Regions from separate parts of the Mus musculus genome. Here region 2 is linked to region 1. The links are chromatin loops, found by intact Hi-C in ENCODE. Cell type or tissue: gastrocnemius. All regions are shown on one strand. Each heading gives the region's core, and the rest is flanking DNA. Links, peaks and the distances in the headings are about the cores only. Region 1 has its middle 170 kb from the start of Gm52576. Region 2 holds the start of Gm13481 (predicted gene 13481).

Region 1 (5,385 bases), core at 84-5,083:
CTTCTGATAGACACAGGTTTACACTTAATAAAAACCTCACAGAGTTCACTGCTCATGCTTTTCCAATTCATTAGCAAGTTAAGCAAGCCACCTGAGCTCACCTTCCAATCCCCTTGTTTCTTTCTTTCTTTTTTTTAAAAATTAGATATTTTCTTCATTTATATTTCAAATGCTATCCCAAAAGTCCCCTATACCCTCCCTCTGCCCTGCTCCCCAACCTACCCACTCCTGCTTCCTGACCCTGGCATTCCCCTGTACTGGGGCATATGATCTTCACAAGACCAAGGGCCTCTCCTCCTAATGATGGCTGACTAGGCCATCTTCTGCTACGTATGCATCTAGAGACACGAGCTCTGGGGGTACTGGTTAGTTCATACTGTTGTTCCTCCTATAGGGTTGCAGACCCCTTTAGTTCCTTGGTTACTTTCTCTAGCTCCTCTATTGGGGGCCCTGTATTCCATTCAATAGATGACTGTGAGCATCCACTTCTGTATTTGCCAGGCACTGGTATAGCCTTACAAGAAATAGTTATATCAGGGTCCTGTCAGCAAAATCTTGCTGGTATATGCAACGGTGTCTGCTGGAAAAAAACCCAGATGTCCCTTAACAGAGGAATGGATACAGAAAATGTGGTACATTTACACAATGGAGTACTACTCAGCTATTAAAAACAATAAATTTATGAAATTCTTAGGCAAATGGATGGATGGATCTGGAGGATATCATCCTGAGTGAGGTAACCCAATCACAAAAGAACTCACATGATTTGTACTCACTGATAAGTGGATATTAGCCCAGAAACTTAGAATACCCAAGATCCAATTTGCAAAACACATGAAACTCAAGAAGAGGGAAAACCAAAGTGTGGATACTTTGTTCCTCCTTAGAATGGGGAACAAAACACCCATGGAAGGAGTTACAGAGACAAAGTTTGGAGCTGTGTTGGAAGGAAGAACCATCCAGAGACTGATGCACCTGGGGATCCATCCCATAAACAGCCACCAAAACTCTGGTTTCTTTCTTTCTTTCTTTCTTTCTTTCTTTCTTTCTTTCTTTCTTTCTTTCTTTCTTTCTTTCTTTCTTTCTTTTAAGTTTTTCAAGACAGGGTTTCTCTGTATTGCCCTGACTGTCCTGGAACTTACTCTGTAGACCAGGCTGGCCTCGAACTCAGAAATCTGCCTGCCTCAGCCTCCCGAGTGCTGGGATTACAGGCATTCACCACTTCTGCCCGGTTTTGAATCCACGACATCCTCTGAAGGAAGACTCTGTTTACAGGACTGTTCTTCAAGGTGTTTTACCTCGAGTCCTAGATTCATGTTAGAAACATCCACTTCTGTTGTAATGGGGTGGCATATAAATAACAGTTCCACTCTCACTCTTCATCACTGATAGATCACATTAAAGGAGACAGATAGGACTCACAATCTAGCCCCTCTGCCTTCCCTTTCATTTCACTTATGGCATCATTTGCTGGAGAAATACTTGAAGCAGTCTGCTTGTGAGCAAAGCCACATGGCCTGATGCTTACCTCAGGTACAGTTTTCCAAGTGGGGCTTGGACTGAAGTCATCAATGTTTAGGTTACTACAGAAGAGGAAAACGGAAATTAGACACTTAAGGTTAACAATAGCAGAACAGGCCCAAAGCCATACAATTCTCATAGGGAGCCCTAAAAGCAGGCATGCATACATGTATGATCAGAAGGATGGGCACATGGAACATTGCCAGTTAGACATGACAAGGTTTACATTTCGTCAAAGTATTAAAAAACATATTACCCTCAATTAGTCAAAGAAAAAAAGTGTCGGTGTGAGTAGAAAGACTGGGAGAGCAATGCCAAAAATAGCTACGTATGGACTGCAAACAAGTGCTGGTGATTACGCACAGCTGGGAAGAGTTTAGAACTGTGTGATTAATATAGTTTGGGCTTTAGCTTCGAGCCCGGTTCCTCATTGTAAATGTGCCCCTCCCACATGTTTTGCAACACTTGCTGTAACTGTTTATTTTCTCCAGGTTTGAAAAGAAATCAGGCTGTAAACCAAGAGACAACTGAGTTCAATTGCCAGCGATGTGGCGTCACCTTATTGGTGCATTTAAGAACGATGGTTCACAAGTCATAAAATAACTCCTCCCTGGAAACACTTTGAATCAGATTCCTTCTACAAAGGTGCTTGAATTGCTGATGTTTACATAGTAGTTGATCAAGTACAGAGATCTCACAGGTTCCTGTTTGTTGAGTGCTTAAAAATATCTCCTGCGCCATCTAATGGAAACAATGCAAACTACAATCGGCTTTGGAAGACAAAAGCTTCAGGCTCTTCCACACAGATCAATGTAGAAGGGATGAAAGCTGGATCAAATAACAGTCTCTAAATGTAATGGCTTGGGGAATTGGCTGTTTTATAGTGAATTCAAACATGCCCAGAGTCTTATGATTTTACAAAGCAAATGAATTAAAACACAATATATCTATTCACAGCAGCGAACAATGGCTCTAAAAAACATTATTTGCCAAACAAAGAATTGGAATATTCCAGTCTTTATTTATTTATTTTTAAATACTAATTTATTGGCATGTTAATTTTGTGATTTTTGTCTCATCTATATTTTAAGTACAATGTCATTTAATTTTAAAGGTATTTCTCTTTTTCAAAAACTGAATTTGATGTTAGAATCTGCCCCTAGAATTTTAACTTCAGGAAATTTAAATGAAAGAGAAGCAATTTAAATTAACTGCTGTGGTAATGTTGGGGCTATTAACAAAGAGAATCACACTCCCTGTCTAGAGTCAATACAGGGAACTGTCTCCTGAGAATGTTCTACAAGGTCCAGAAGGCTATTTTCTTATGTCGACTTATACTTTTTAAACCGTTGTTCAGCATACGTCACCTTGGTCTAAGAGCTAAGTATAGTCATTACCACTTTTTACTAATCCAGAGAAACACAGCGAGCACCAGGAAATGTTAGTTCTAGAATCACTGCGTTACGGATACCACCTTAGTTATTTTTTTAGTTGCTAAGACAAAAACACATGACCAAAGCAACTTATAAAATAAAGTTTATTGGTCTTAATAGTTTCAAAGGTTGAGTCCATGACCATCCTGTCAGGGAGCATTACAGGCAGCAGGCAGGCAGGCAGCAGGCAGGCAGCATGGCAGGCAGTCATGGTGCTGAAGAAATAGCTAAGTTTAAGTGTTTTATTTATTTGGATTTTCCTTTTGTTGAAAATTAAAATTTTTTAATATAATATATCCTGATTATAGTTTTTCCTTTCTCTACGCCTACCAGTTCCTCCATACCTCCACATATACCTGGATCAACACTCTTTCTGTTTCTGATTAGAAACCAAATATGATTTAGAGATTATAAATAATATAATATAGTAAATATAAATTAAGATACAACAAAAACTAACACATAGGAGTAGAAGAAGAGCAAACAAATAAACAAACAAACAAGAAATGGAAAGAAAAGAGACCAAAAAAGGGGACAGGAATCTCATATACTTATATGCAAATAGAAGGCAGGAGAGAGAGAGAGAGAGAGAGAGAGAGAGAGAGAGAGAGAGAGAGAGAGAGAGAGAGAGGATGAATTAGAGATGGCCTGGGCTTTTGAAACCTCAAATCCCTCCCTAGAGGCACCCTTCCTCTAACAAGGTCACATCTCCAAATCCTTACCAAAGAGTCTCATCAATTAGGGACCAATTATTCATGTGTGTGTGTGTGTGTGTGTGTGCGTATGTGTGTGTGTGTGTGTGCTTGAGGAGGTGCTCTTATGCTTTAATATGTGTGCACAGGTTAGTTTTATCCTAATGATAATGGATCTATTTTCAATTGTTTCTAAACATTTAGCTCCTGGCCAGAAGGTGTTTCTCCATTAGGCTCAGAGAGACTTCAAAGATTTTATTCCTTAGTCTTGAGACAGTGGCTTTCTGATCCAAACACCTTGTAAATAGTACGTTTAGATGGCAGCCTGGTTTGTTGGCAGCTTGTAGATGAAAATATCCTATTGTAAGAACTCATGGTATTACCTTTTCCAGTGTACCCCAAGTCCCAAGCAGAGGGTTGGGCATATATTAAATATTCAGCAGAGGTAAGCGGTTTATCGTACCTTAAGAAGAGTCAGAATGTTCTCCTTTGTAGTTTATAAGGAACAGGTGGGGATTCCACAATGACACAGAAGCTAGGAAAGTCCTGTCTGTCTTCTCTATGTTTCCTATGATCCATAGGTACCTTGCTGGTATAGATGAAGAGGTATGCTTTATCCAGAAATGTGGAAGAAAGGAACGATGATAGGATGATTGGGGGCGGGGGTATTATAGCTAAAGGAACTAATTTAACCAATACTAATAACATTAATAACATATTTAACGTGTAAATATTGAAGTTCCTTAAAAGAAAGGAAATGCGTGCTTTCATTTATAACCCTTTGTTCTGCTTAATACTGTTATACTTGTAAAGGTTTCCAAGATGAGTTAACAATGAATAAATTAATAGGAGACCATTAATTTTAGTTTCGCTGAAAATGTTGGTTTTTGGATTTCAAGTAAACAGCACTAAAAGCAAACTCTGCTTTATTTGTTTTAAATGAATATTAGTCATCTTATGTAGCAGTTCGGTGACTCTGAACTACAATTGTAAAAAAGGGTACGGAAAGCAATGAGTTAATGCTTATCAAGCAAAATAGCTCTTTATGCTTGTGATGCCATTCTTGAGACATAATATTATGGGTAGGATACTCAAGTAGTGCTAAAATGGCTAGATAAAAATGTGAATATTTATTTTCTTTTTTTAATGGGCTATTTTATTTGTTTACATTTCAAATGTTGTCCCCTTTCCTGGTTTCCCCTCTACAAACCCCCTATCCCACTCCCTTTACCCTCCTTCTTTGAGGGTGCTCCTCCACACACCTACCCACTCCTGCTTCACCACCTTAGAATTCCTCTACACTGGGGCATGAAGCCTTCACAGGACCAAGGGCCTGCCCTCCCATTGATGGCAAGATAAGATCCCTTCAGCTCCTTCAGTCCTTCCCGTAACTCCTCCATTGGTGTCCCAGTGCTCAATCCAAAGGTTATCTGCATCTGTATTGGTCAGGATCTGGCAGAGCCTCTCAGGAGACAGCTGTATCAGGCTCTTGTCAGCAAGCATTTCTTGACATCCACAATAGGGTCTGCATGTGGGATGTATCCCCAGATGGGGCAGTCTATGGATGGCCTTTCCTTCAGTCTCTATTCCACTCTTTGTCCCTATAGTTGCTCATTCATAAGTAAAATCCTAAATACTAGATGTTATTTGAAATTGTGATCAAGTAATGAGTCTTTAGTATAGCATCTTTTACAGGAAATATTTTCCCACGATATAAGTATCACCTTCAGCTCAGTTTC
Region 2 (5,385 bases), core at 296-5,295, 450 kb before region 1:
TGCAAAGATTACCCAATATGAAAATTCCAAGTACAGTACTTGGAATGTTTTCAGGTCCCTTAACATTTTCTCCAAAGGCAGAGTGTCTAGGACAAATTGGGGGGGGGGGTCCTTGGTAAATGGTGCATAGTCTGGGTGCCTGCAATGTGGGAGGAGGAACACTTGAAAGGATCATTAGGAAGTGAGCCTCTTCTCTAGCTGAGTGGTGAAGAGACATCTGCGGCATGGTGGAAACCATGAGCTGGGTGTCACGAGCTGGGTGTCACGGTACTTCTTAAAGGAACAATGCACAGTCAGTGCAAAGTAAAAGATGTCCGAATGCAAATGGTACCCAGAGACCCAACAGTTATTTCAAATTTGTTTTGATTCTTAATTTGTTTATACACACACATAACAATGTAAGCCCAAGTCACATGCGATTTTGCAGAATCTGCTTTTTACCTTATATAATTAAATTAATCTTTTGCTTGCTAGTGCACACTATATAGTTTTCAGATCTTTTTTTTTAATTATAATGAATCTTGTAGCAGAGAAAACATTTGTTTAGTTTGACTATCTTTCAGTCTGTTTATATAAGAAAAATGTCTAGCATAGACATACTTGGTCAAAGGAGGTAAATATTTTGTACTTTAGAGATATTGCTCAATGGCCTTCCCAAGGATGTCCCAGTTTGTACTGCATGTGTAGTGAATGGACCAATGATGCGTGGTCTTCCTGACACCTTACTGACTGTGGGAAGGCTCTGTGCTTTCACTGTCTTCTTCAACAGACAAAGGATGTCTTTTAGTCAGTGTTTGTAGGGTATCTAGTAGGATTGACTATTACCATATCCCCTACCTCCTATTTTCTTTTAATACAAAATTCTTCGTTGTGTTTCCTTATATTGAGGTTAGAGTATTGGAAAGTATTGTTCCTGCATTTGCTATCACTTCTTTGTTCCACTTGCAACTAATCATCTCATGTGCTGAGATTCTAACCTGCATCCATTAATGAAAAGACAGAGTCAAGAGGAGAGTCAATGTCACACACAAACTGGAATTGATGATAACTGGAAGGAGACATTTTGTCTTATCATTTTATATGAGTTTTTAAGTAATATAAATATTAACTCTTTGGGGAAAATATTTTCAGCAAATATGAATGACAATCTGTTGTTTTCCCTTTTTTACGAAATTATGCTATTTTTTGCTCTGCAGAGGCTTAAATTTTTTTTCCCATAAAATGATGGATTTGAAAGATACTGTGGTGGTATATTGGGCTTCAAGTTCTGCTTTATTTAGGTACCAAATCAGATCAGAGAGAACCAGAAGCCAAGAGACAGAGCTGTATGTGGGCCATGTACTAATGGTTCCACAGATGGAAATCTCTCCCACATTGGATAGGAAAGTGTCCACTGAGCCTGTCAAAGGTTATCTGTAATGAGCTCTTTTTCTAAGCTACTGGCTGGGTGGTCCATGCACAGTTATTGGATGGTCATTTTACTATTTTTTCCCACTCTGCCAAAGACTATAAAAAGGTCTATGACAGACCATTGTAAGACTGTTGGCCCTCCTAGAAGGACCACTGAAGATATGTGGCTAGGTCCAGTAAGGATGAGGTCAGTAGTAAGATACATTTTTAGTCATAGGAAAAATAACAGTTGCCAGAAATAGTGAAAGATAAGCAAGATGGTGGCTAAGCTGCTTAGACCACCCCGTTGGAAGTTTTTCAATGACCAGAGAATTCATTCTGCACCAGGAGGCCAATGTGACTATCTTGAAATGTCCCCTCATATCACCTAGCATGGCCTGCCTTATCATGCAACTGAGGCCTGTCCAGATGTTTCAGGGCATGGCGATGTCCCCTAGGTCTGACCTGGTGAAGTGAGAAGATCCAAAAAAACTACCTATTGGGGGTTCACACTAAAGAATGAGGAAGAGAAGCCTTTGCAGCCATGAAGAAAGAGAGCCCAGGAAAGTGGAGCCTGCAGACAGGATTCCCTAGAACGCGCAGTTGTACACCAGTCAGCAATGCAGACACAAAGTCTCTCAAAGCACCTCAGGCACTTGCTTTTATCATAACACTGGAGAACAGCTCAGACTCACGTCACATCAGAAACGACCTTGCCAGAGTGGTGACTGCTCTCTGATCTGCTTCTGGGGCAGGACAGAATTCTTGGTCCCAAGCAGTCCCTGTTTCATGTACTTCAAGGCCAGTGGCATTTGAACAGAAAGAGGGCAGTGGAGAAGAAAGAACTTTAGGTGAGTCTCTGTTTCTTATGGTCATGTTACTTGACATGGGTGATAGCTCTGCTGGGCTGGGCTCTGATCATGAGCATAGGGACCTTGTGTACAGAGAAAGCTAGCTGTCCATAGGTGATAGTTTGGTGACATTTTGTAACTTTGTTTTGTTGCTTTGAGCTTTCAGAAGGCTGAACTGGCTAAAACAAATCCAGGGCTGGCTGGGACATGGAAACCTGACACAGATACGGAGACAAGCTGGTCTCTGAGTCCCTGTGGTTAACTAGGGTATAGTGGTGATGACACTTCCTGGGCTCCCTGAAGGAACAAGAGCCACCTCCAGCAACTGCTGAGTCATAGACCAAATACAGCTTTGCCTTCACACTCTGATGAAAAAAAAGAAAAAAAAAGACGTTGTCTCTACCATTTGCTCATAATATGTAGTCATTATTTCAATTAGCACACTGCTTTATCATGGCCCCCTTTTCATAAGTATGTCAATCAAAGTTGGTGTTTTCTCTCATAGCTTTAGGTTCTGTATAATATAAGCCTCATCTGCTTAAGCTATTTCATGTCATGTACTTCTCATGTGACTTGCACTCAGGGGCTCTCGAACTACTTTCCACACTGATGGCTTGCCAGCTGTCCTACTATTAAAGCCAGTACCCTCCAACCTTTGGGTGGCAAACATCTCAAGGGCCTCTCGCATCATACCACGGGATGCTTGTAACCTCGGGGCTGTTTAATCCCAAATGTTGTCCTTTGCAAACTCTTCTCCTGTTACTAAGATGTCCCTTTCATCTTCTGACTTCCTGCTTCCTGCATTCCTGTTATTTATAGTAGCCCAGGAACAAGCCACTCCCAAATTTCTCAAGAGGATTTACAGTTGCTACTTGCAATTCCTCACCCAGCTTCTGCCTCCACCCCCTGCAGCCCGTGTTCTGCTTTAGCCCATCTGCTCTTTTCCCAGGAGTGAGTGGTGGCATTGTTCCTCAGTCCAAAAGCCTGTTTTTCAGTCCTTGGTATTTTAGCTAATTCATCTCTGTTGGTCCCCTTTAGTCTTGGTGTCCTGGCATCTGGACAGTGCCTTTTTTTTTTTCTTCTCCTTTTGTGAACTATTTTTTGGTTTTTCTTCCAAAATATGAGCAATTCTGAAGTCTGAGCTTCTTTCTAAATATCAGTTCAGGGTGACACAGAATGACAGCCGTGAGATCTCTTCTTTTTGGACAGCACCTACCGTCTTTACTTAGAGTCTCAAATCTTCAAGCTTTAGACTCATAAGCTCAATTTTTTTATTTTCCTGCTCTCCAGCATGACTGGCTCGACCCTCCAGACCACTTTGACTTGACTGTACCACCCCAGCACGAGCTCTCAGATAATTCTGAGTAGCTGTAATCCCTAGATGAGCAATCAAGAGACAGCATGAGAGGGGCTTATCAGGAGGAGACTGAGAAGCTTAGGTACGTCCCTTCCTCAACGATATATTAGTAATTAACAACATCACAGAGGTAGACGTTTCCATAAGCGAAAAGCCACCCATATACCCATACTTACAGTAGCACATGCTCCTGTAACCCAAATTAAACTCATTGGTTTGCCAAACTAGATTTGTGTGGAATCATTTCTTTGGTCTGTTATTGATACCCTTTCTAGGGGTGATGCCATATTTGTTCGATTCTCTTCAGGACCAATTTTGTTAAGATAATACCTGCCCCATCACTCTTATCAGGGTTTTACATATTTTTATTTCCCACTTTAACCACCATGGTGCACGCAGGTAACTATAATGATGGTTTACATAGACCGTGATTCTCTATGAACAGTAAGGACAGTAAGCCATTTCAAGATCTCTGGGGTCAGAGTGTGCAATTTAGAAAGCCCTATAGGTAGTTTGGGTATGTCACCAAGGGAAAATGTTTCTCTCTCTTTCTCCCTCTACCTTGAACATCATTCTCCTGAAGGCTTTGCGGTTAGATTTCCTTCTTTCCTGTAAGTTCTGATAGATTCACTTTGATTCTCAGTGAAGATCCAGCAACAACTTTCCCTTCTCCAGTACATTCAATTATTCTCTCTGTTACTGCGTAGAACTCTTAATTGCTTAGCTTGGCATCCCTGATATCATCCTTAGTATCACGGCCTTTTACTTCTTCCCTGCTTACTTTATGTTCTACTTACATAGTTTGCAGCCTAACTGTGGAATATCTCGGTAGACTGCAGGCTGTTGCATCTCTGCCTGAAACACACCATGCCTCTATTTGGAATGCTCCTTCCCTTCACCTCTACCTGTGAAATCCTACCTGAATGATAGGATCAGTTACAACAGAATCTTCTTGCTCCTGGTATTTCAAGGAACACCTTTTCTTTTGAACACCCACATTTATGTTGTGTTTGTTATTTCCCCCCTGGATAGAGTTTTCCCTTTCTGGACATCATTTCCAACTTTCAGGACCTTAATAAATCATACCTTGCCTGTTTGTAGTACAGATCACCATTTGTTTCATTCTGGAGTTATACTTTATTCCTGAATAAAGTATTTTAAAATCGTTTGCTGTGCTGAACCTAAGTCAATCAAATATTGGACTAGATGTTAAAAGCAAGTTTTTAAAACATTTGAATCAGAAATCAGTTTTTTGCTCATTGCTGTGCTGAAGAAGAGGAGACGGTTGGTTTTGGCTCCAATGGTTTGAGGCCCCAGTCCACAACAAGAAAGGGAGGAAGATACAGCAATGCAACAGGCTCCCTGGTCACATTGCACTCACAATCAGAAGTCAGAGGGCCATGAGTCCTGACATTTAGCAGGCTATCTCCTCCTGTTAAGTCCCAGATGGCAGCCCATGGAATAATGCTGCCTACATTTAGAGTGATTCTTCTTACCACAATCAACTCAACCTAGAAATTCCCTCAAGACCTTCAGAAGGGTTCTTCCTTACTTGAGTCTATATCCTGTCAAATTTACATCCAATATTAATCATTGCACTAAGCTACTCACTTGTCTAAATTTAGTGTCTAGCATGTTTTTATAAATAAGGTTTTTCTGGGGCATTCATTAGTTTATGTATTTGTCTATGTTCACTTTCCATATTGCAATGGTAGAATTGAATAGCGGCAACCGAGATTTTATGACCTACAAAGCCAGAAGTCTTTACTATGTACTTTCTGGTTCTGA

The links. Hi-C counts contacts between places; a loop is a spot of excess contacts. Peaks named below come from ENCODE experiments on the same cell type or tissue, not always from the same donor. Only the 100,000 strongest peaks of a DNase experiment are listed, where the experiment ranks them.
Region 2: a loop joins it to region 1, with 2.7 times the contacts of the local background. A loop is called at or near these places in 2 of 42 quality-filtered maps.

The regions. Positions count from the first base shown.
Region 1 is chr2:47,998,857-48,004,241 of GRCm38, reverse strand. No RefSeq gene overlaps it. Among named protein-coding and RNA genes, the nearest start is that of Gm52576, 170 kb to the right of the region's middle. In gastrocnemius, for the core only: a CTCF peak has its summit at 2,274 (motif pointing left); a DNase peak (open chromatin) is centred at 2,269; H3K4me3 peaks cover 359 bases; H3K27ac peaks cover 352 bases.
Region 2 is chr2:48,453,968-48,459,352 of GRCm38, reverse strand. Gm13481 (predicted gene 13481) reads left to right here and starts at 2,088. Exons shown (of 6, transcript NR_166463.1): 1 at 2,088-2,240. In gastrocnemius, for the core only: a CTCF peak has its summit at 3,169; DNase peaks (open chromatin) are centred at 2,901 and 3,148; H3K4me3 peaks cover 758 bases; H3K27ac peaks cover 2,569 bases.